Regions from separate parts of the Homo sapiens genome. Here region 1 is linked to region 2. Evidence: read pairs that join two places in POLR2A ChIA-PET (ENCODE). Cell type or tissue: Panc1. All regions are shown on one strand.

Region 1 (4,000 bases), 130 kb before region 2:
CAAGAAAATACTTGGTCTTCCGTGGGTTAGATTCAGTTTGTATGTGTGAAATTGCACTTTGTTTCACATTTCTTAATGCTTGTTGATTTGTTAGTAAGATGGTAATAGAATAGAGAAAGAGATTCTTCTGTAACTGTGGTTTTTTAGATCACTCAGTAGCATGCCCTAGACATGGCCCTACACGGCTCTATTGTATTTATGGGAGTTCTGGCTTTATGCTTTGTGCATGGGAGGGAAATAGTGGTAATTCAGTGTTTCTAGTACTTGTTTATTAAAGGGAAATGGGAAGGAGAAAATTTCTTGCTTTCAGTATGGTGAAAAAGATTTAGCCTACTGGGTGGATACCTAATAGGTTTTATGCAAATGATGTAATTGACTTTTTGTGGAAGTCTACCTGACATGCCTTACTCAAGTGATTTTGCATGTGTTTTTATATTATGTTTTTATATTATGAATATATTTCCCCACATGAAGTTTGCATCTCTTCGGTTGTTTATTTGTTTGTTTGTTTGTTTTTCTTTTTTGAGACGGAGTTTCGCTCCTGTGGCCCAGGCTGGAGTGTAATGGTGCGATCTCGGCTCACTGCAACCTCTGCCTCCCAGGTTCAAGCAATTGCTTGCGTCAGCCTCCTGAATGGCTGGGTCTACAGGCGCCCACCACCATGCCCAGCTAATTTTAGTATTTTTAGTAGAGATGGGGTTTCATTATGTTGGCCAGGCTGCTGTAGAGCTCCTGACCTCAGGTGATCCACCCACCTCGGCCTCCCAAAGTGCTGGGATTACAGGTGTGAGCCATCATGCCCTGCCAGTTGTTTTTTTCAATTTTTAGTTTCTCCCAGCACCTTTGTAACTCTTTTCCCTGACATTGACATTAACATCACTTGTTAGAACCAAGTCATCACCAGAAGAAATGATGTTAAGGAACATCACCACTAAATATTTATCTTAAAAACGGATATAGGCCGGGCGCAGTGGCTCATGCCTGTAATCCCAGCACTTTGGGAGGCTGAGGCGGGCAGATCACCTGAGGTCAGGAGTTTGAGACCAGCCTGGCTGACATGGTGAAACTCCATCTCTACTAATAATACAAAAATTAGCCAGGCTTGGTGGTGCACTCCTGTAATTCCAGCTACTCGGGAGGCTGAGGCAGGAGAATCGCTTGAACCCGGGAGGTGGAGGTTGCAGTGAGCTGAGATTGCGCCATCGCACTCCAGCCTGGTCAACAAGAATGAAACCCTGTCTCAAAAAAAAAAAAAAAAAAAAAAAGTTAGCGGGGGGTATAGCATTTCCTATAACTTGGGAAAAGACTATTTGAGGTTTTCTGAAAATTCAGATTTTTTAATAGATTATCATCTTCTGTTAATATGATTTTCTCTTTCATATGTTTGTGCCACTATAATAGGAATGCCATAGAGCCTAAAACTTGTAAGCAAGTAACTTTGTGTTTATTTTCTGACCTTTTTAGTGCCTTCCATTCATTTTCTATATTAGGCCAACAGGTTGTGTGCCCCTTCTCTTGAAACACATACACACACGACCTAATGGAATTCACAGGGTACTAATTAACGGATGATTGAAGAGAAATGAGCCATATGAACTGTTTTAAAGTTCAGAAATCTCTTTCCCACAGCCCAAGTGGAGTGAAGGCTCTTTGAGGGAAAGTGAGGCCAGACTATGACTCAGGTCAGGGCCTATGGAGCACTGCATAGATGGGGACATTTGCAGTGATCTACCTAAAGCTAAGCTAGCTTTAAGTGGAAGTCTAGCGACAGCAGTTAATTGTTTAGTATTCACTTCTAGGAAAGAATGTCAAGTTCTTGATTTCCTCATACGAAGCTATGGCAGTTTTTTATGTTTGTTTTATTAAAACTGTTCACAAACCACTTATGCTTTCCTAGCACTCTCAGTAGTTTGCTTCCTTTTACCTTTCCCCCACCCCCATCTCTTATCCCACTTCCCTACCCTGAAGACTTCTCTAGCAGCTTGGAAACACTCTAATTACTGTAGCTATTATAGTCACAACCCAGATCCTCCACCTCCTTCTCTCTCACCCCTTTCTTTCTTCCCCCCTCCCCTTGCTCTAGCAGCAGGAGTTGAACTGCAGTCTCATGAGCACAGTCAGATCTATGAATGAGCTTTATATCTTGTCAAGGCAGAACTCCAGATCCAACAGGGCTAATTTTTCATGGTTCTCTTGCTGTTTGTTCTTGGATCAGAGTCCCAGAAATAAGAGATGGCAAATACCTGTCAGGTCATATCTAGTCCATCACTCAGGGGCAAACCTAGGATTTTTCTCTTGTCTCTGTGAGAAATTTTTCCTTCTTTCTTTTGCAGGTGAGAGCTGTCTGATGCCAGACAAGCTCTGAAACTGCCTTCTTTTTATTGTGTTCTCTGGTCATTAGTGTCTGGCCAACTTCTTTGGGGTTTTTTTCTTTTTTAATTCCATTTTTCAGGAATACTTCCTCCCAGCAATATCTCTACCCCTTCTTCAGTCCTTTCTTCTTGATTGTGGGCATCACCTTTGTGGATTCCTTTTGTACCATCAGTTATCTATGCCAGAAGTATCACTTTTCTGACCTTTGCCACAAGTGTCACTGTGGCCTGCTTTTAAGGAGGTACATTTGATGAAAACACAGGACATAAATTCTAGCAGGTGGTAATTAATAAAATACTTTAGAAAACATGTGCCTTAGCCCGGTGCGGTGGCTTACGCCTCTAATCTAAGCACTTTGGGAGGCCGAGACGGGCGGATCATGAGGTCAAGAGATCGAGACCATCCTGGCCAACATGGTGAAATCCTGTCTCTACTAAAAATACAAAAATTAGCTGGGCATGGTGGCGCACGTCTGTAGTCCCAGCTACTCGGGAGGCTGAGGAAGGATGATTGCTTGAATCTGAGAGATGGAGGTTGCAGTGAGTGGAGATCGTGCCACTGCATTCCAGTCTGGCAACAGAGCAAGGCTCTGTCAAAAAGAAAAAAGAAAATATGTGCCTTAAGTAACCCCTGTACTATATGAACAAATGTTGCTTCTTCTGTTCTAACACTTCTCTTTATGTGGATGAAATTTTATTTTTCTGTGTCTTTGTTACAGTTAAGATATTGTCTAAGAGTGTTATGTTTTCTTTACTAGTATGCTTTTTTTTTTTTTCTTTTTTGAGGCAGGGCCTTGCTCTGTCACCAGGCTGGAGCATAGTGACACAATCACGATCACAGCTCACTGCAGGCTCAACCTCCTGAGCTCAAGCAATTCTCCTACCTCAGCCTCCCAAGCAGTTGGAAGTACAGGCAGGCGCCACCACACCCAGCTAATTTTTTTTTCCTCCCTCCCTCCCCTTCCTCTCCTTCCTCTCTTTCCTTCCTTCCTTCCTCCTTTCCTTTCCTTTCCTTTCTTTTCTTTTCTTTTCCTTCCTTCCTTCCTTCATTTTCTCCTCTCTCCTCCTCCTTCTGCTTCTCCTTCCTTAAGACAGGGTCTCACTCTGTTGCCTAGGCTGGAGTGCAATGGTGCAATCACAGCTCATTCCAGCCTCAATGCCACCACACCTGGCTAATTTTTTTGTGTGTTTTTTTTTGTTTCGCTGCATTGCCCAGGCTTGTCTTGAACTCCTGGGCTCAAGCCATCCTCCCACCTTGGCCTCCCAAAGTGCTGGGATTATAGGCATGAGCCACTGTGACCAGCCCAATTTTTAAATTGTTTTTGTAGAGATGGAGTCTCACTATGTTGTGTGCCACTGCACTCCAGTCTGGTTGCCCAGGCTGGTCTCAAATTCCTGGACTCAAGCAGTCCTCCTTCCATGGTTTCCCAAAGTGCTGGGACTACAGACATGAGCCACAATGCCTGGCTAGTATAGCTTTTCAAAGAATAGAGGGGAAAAAATCATAGAATTGAGAGTCATAAAACCCAGATTCTGATCATTACTGTGCCTCTAATTAGCTGTTTGTCCTTGTGCAAGTCATGCCCCTGTTTTCATGTGCCTCATCTGTGAAATGAACACATTAGACA
Region 2 (4,000 bases):
TTTTTTTTTTTTTTTTTTTTTTTGGTTTTTGAGAAGATATCAAACAAAAAAGTAAAAAATTTTAAAAACACCTAATTGCATTAATCTCTGCACCCTCCCTCCAAACCAAAACCAAACCTGTTTTTTTTCTTTTTCTTTCAGTGATGGACTGTCATTCACTCAGATTTAAGCTCCAAAGACTGAGATGTTTGTCTGTTTGTTCATAGCTGTATTCTCAGTGCCTAGACTGGTGCCTGGCATGTATCAGTTGCTCAGTAAATATTTGTGCAGTAAATCATCTCTCAGCCATCTTAATCAGAAATTCTAATCATACCTAATTCCTTTACTGATTACCTACATGTCTGATGCCTTGCAAAGTCAAATTGCTTAAAGGTCCTGAATGTCTCTTGGGTTCTTCCCTTTATCCCCCTACTTCTGATCATTCTTACTTATGTTTTTATTCCTAGGAGCCCTCCTTTTCAATCTCTCTAGTTTACTCCCCTCCTTCTATTAATTTTACCTTTGGATATACAGATACAATAACATCATACCCTTTCTTTCATTCCTCAGTGGCTTCTTAATACCTGCAAGGTTAAGTCCCAATTTAACTCTCCCTGTACTCTTTAACCAAACCAAGCAGCTTGTTGTTCTTTAAATACATTGTGTTTGTTCATGCCTGTGTGCCTTTGAAGAGGCTGTTCCTTCTGCCTGGAATATGCTTTCTTCTTTTCTTGGGAAACTACTACTTATTCTTTAGGTCCACTCCAGCATTGAGTCATCCCTATTCCCTCTGGCAGTTATTCCCTGGGCAGGATACTTGCAGTCCTTTGTTCACTTCTGTTATGATTATTTGTTTGCCAATTAATCTAATCTAAAATGAAACTTCGTGGCCAGGCACGGTGGCTCATGCCTGTGGTCCCAACAGTTTGGGAGGCCAAGGTGGGCAGATAAGTCCAGGAGTTCAAGACGAGCCTGGCCAACACAGCGAAACCCCATCTCTAAAAAATAGAAAAATTAGCCAGGTGAGGTGGCTCACGCCTATAATCCCAGCACTTTGGGAGGCCAAGGCTGGCGGATCACGAGGTCAGGAGATCGAGACCATCCTGGCTAACACGGTGAAACCCTGTCTCTACTAAAAATACAAAAAATTAGCTGAGCATGGTGGCGGGCACCTGTAGTCCCAGCTACTCAGGAGGCTGAGGCAGGAGAATGGCATGAACCCTGGAGTCGGAGGTTGCAGTGAGCAGAGAATGCGCCACTGCACTCCAGCCTGGGCGACAGTGCGAGGCTGTGTCTCAAAAAAAAAAAAAAAAAGAAAAAAAAAAACAGAAAAATTAGCCAGGTGTGGTGGCAGCACGCCTGTAGTCCCAGCTCCTCGAAGGCTGAGGCACAAGAATCACTTAAACCCGGGAGGCAGAGTTTGCAGTGAGCCAAGATTGTGCCACTGTACCCCAGCTTGGGTAACAGAGCAAGATCCCATCTCTGAAAGAAAGAAAGAAAGCAGGGATGGCGGGGGTGGGGGCGGGAGAAGAGGGAGGGAGGGAGGGAGGAAGGAAGAAAGGAAGGGAAAGAAAGAAAAAAAAGAAAAATTAATGGCCTCTCTTAATTTTTATAAGCTCTATATGTTAAGTATGTTCTACAAAATTCTAAATTTATATAGTCTTTGTTATTTGGTATTTTGGGTTTTGTTGGTCTGTTTTAGAAGAGGTTTGCTCTAGGGAGTTGTTGTAGAGCGAAATTTAGTTTATCAAGGCTTGACTGCTTTATGATTTCAGTTCTGCTTCAGAGTATATTTGTACTGAAAAATCAGAGCCATTTTATGATGCAACTTATGCAGTTCAGCCATCACCTTCTCCCATTTGTTCCCCACACTGCAAATCTCTGAGTCCTCTGTGTTATGCCTCTTCCTTACCCAACAGGTTGCCAAGTCCTGTGATTTGGCCCTCTTGTTCCTGATGCCACCACTCTAGTTGAACATTGCCATTAATTTTTTATGTAAAATAATTTTATTTTACAATAAAGCCCTTTCTTCCCATGAAACCTAGAGCATAAAGTGGGAGGAGAGCAGTGATGGACGATGAGGCTGAGGAAGGAGACAAATAAATTGTTATTGCATTTACTGAGCATGAACTGAAGTGGACAGTATGCTAAGTGGTCTACGGGTCTCATCTCTTCTATTCCTAACAGCCAGGTAAGATAGTTAAATCCCCATCTTACAGATGATGACACACTCATGTGGAAAGTTTAAATCACTTGAGGAAGGTAATAGAGCTAATGAGGGTAGAACTAAGACTCATACCTAAGGATTTACCAAAATTAATGTGCAAATCAAGATCTAAAAATAAATAAAATTATTGAACAACCTTTCATTGTCCTTTTTACAAAAGATGAATGTGCTTAAGCAGAGGACTACTAAATAATAAGTACCCTCTTTTCTGTCTGACATAGCACCTTGAGTTTTATTGAGCTCAAACATTTAAGTCCAAATTAATCATATTTGAGAAGAATTTTCACACAGTGATCCTATTGTCTAGAGTATTCTGCTAAATGGGAGCATACCAGAAGACTACAGATAGGCAAACGTTCAAATTTTCAAAATTGCAGACCATACGTGGTGCTTAACAGTGATCTTCAGCAAAATCCTAGAACAGGATATAAACAAATCACTTGTGAACTACTTGTTCTCTCCTTCCTTGGCCTTCTAAGCTTCTTTGCAGTAGCATAGTATAGTGGAAAAGAGAATAAGCTTCAAAGTCAGACATACATTGGTTCAAATCCTGACCCTGTCACTTAATAACTAGGTAATTGCAGGCAAGTCAGTTAACCTTCCTGCAGCTCTGTTTATTTTCTATCAAAAAAGCTATCATTTACTTCAAAGGAGTGTTATGAGATTTAATAAGATAACATGTAGAACTCCTGGCACACAGTAGGCATACAATAAATTCTAATTATCTTCCCTTCATCTCATCATGCTTTCCTTTACCCAGTACAGTTTAGCTTTTGGGCCCTACTTTTTTCTGCAACTAGAACTTCTTGCTAAGTTTATTTAACACTAGCCCATTTTCTTCTTTAAACTTCATTTCCCCTTGACTTCTTATGACAGTGTTCAGTTTTGGTTCTTAATTCTTTAGTACTGTATGGGTTCTGGCACCAAATTGTCTGAGCCTGAATCCCAGTGTCATCACTTAGTAGTAACCTTGGCTAGGTTAGTTATCTAGCCCCTCTAGCCTTGATAATTCATCTTTAAAAGCAGGTTACTAGTAGTAATTACCCCAGAGGGTAGTTTTAAGGAATAAGTGAAATGCACATAAAATGCTTTGAAAAGTGCTGGGACACACACAGGAAGCAATAAATTAAAGTTTGCTTTTATCGTTATGATGATTATTATTTTCAGACTTCTTTGTGGTCTTTTCTTCCTGGATTTACTCATTTAAATGTTGATGTTCCTTGGGTTCTCTCAGATTGCCTTCTTTTTTCTCTCCAGTCTCTTCAGGCTGTCTTACCCAGCAAGCTCATGACTCATGACTTCTATTAACTACTGCCCTGACTTTTCTTTTTTCTTTCTTTTTTTTTTTTTTTTTTTTTTTTGAGACGGAGTCTTGCTCTGTCACCCAGGCTGGAGTGCAGTGGCGTGATCTCGGCTCACTGCAAGCTCTGCCTCCTGGGTTCACGCCATTCTCCTGACTCAGCCTCCCGAGTAGCTGGGACTACAGGTGCCTGCCACCACTCTGGGCTAATTTTTTTTTTTTTTTTTTTTTTTTTTTTTGTATTTTTAGTAGAGACGGGGTTTCACTGTGTTAGCCAGGATGGTCTCGATCTCCTGACCTTGTGATCTGCCCACCTTGGTCTCCCAAAGTGCTGGGATTACAGGCGTGAGCTGCCGTGCCCGGCACTGCCCTGACTTTTCTTCTGAGTTCCCATCCTTTGCATCCAGTTGCCTATTTAAAACTCATACCTAAAGTTGAACTTGCTTTCTCGCTTTTATTCCACCAATAATTTGCCATTGTTGCTGTTGCTACTG

The links. Peaks named below come from ENCODE experiments on the same cell type or tissue, not always from the same donor. Only the 100,000 strongest peaks of a DNase experiment are listed, where the experiment ranks them.
Region 1: POLR2A ChIA-PET joins it to region 2 with 23 read pairs; 10 of 35 experiments call an interaction of 5 or more read pairs at or near these places.

What each region holds. Positions count from the first base shown.
Region 1 is chr15:64,464,875-64,468,874 of GRCh38, forward strand. The region is part of intron 1 of ZNF609 (zinc finger protein 609); the gene reads left to right. Among named protein-coding and RNA genes, the nearest start is that of ZNF609, 6.3 kb to the left of the region's middle. RefSeq lists an enhancer at 1-3. In Panc1, no CTCF peak of the experiment used is centred here; no DNase peak of the experiment used is centred here.
Region 2 is chr15:64,599,174-64,603,173 of GRCh38, forward strand. The region is part of intron 2 of ZNF609 (zinc finger protein 609); the gene reads left to right. The region is part of intron 3 of LOC101930091 (a long non-coding RNA gene); the gene reads right to left. Among named protein-coding and RNA genes, the nearest start is that of OAZ2, 100 kb to the right of the region's middle. RefSeq lists a silencer at 183-383. In Panc1, no CTCF peak of the experiment used is centred here; no DNase peak of the experiment used is centred here; H3K27ac peaks cover 1,064 bases.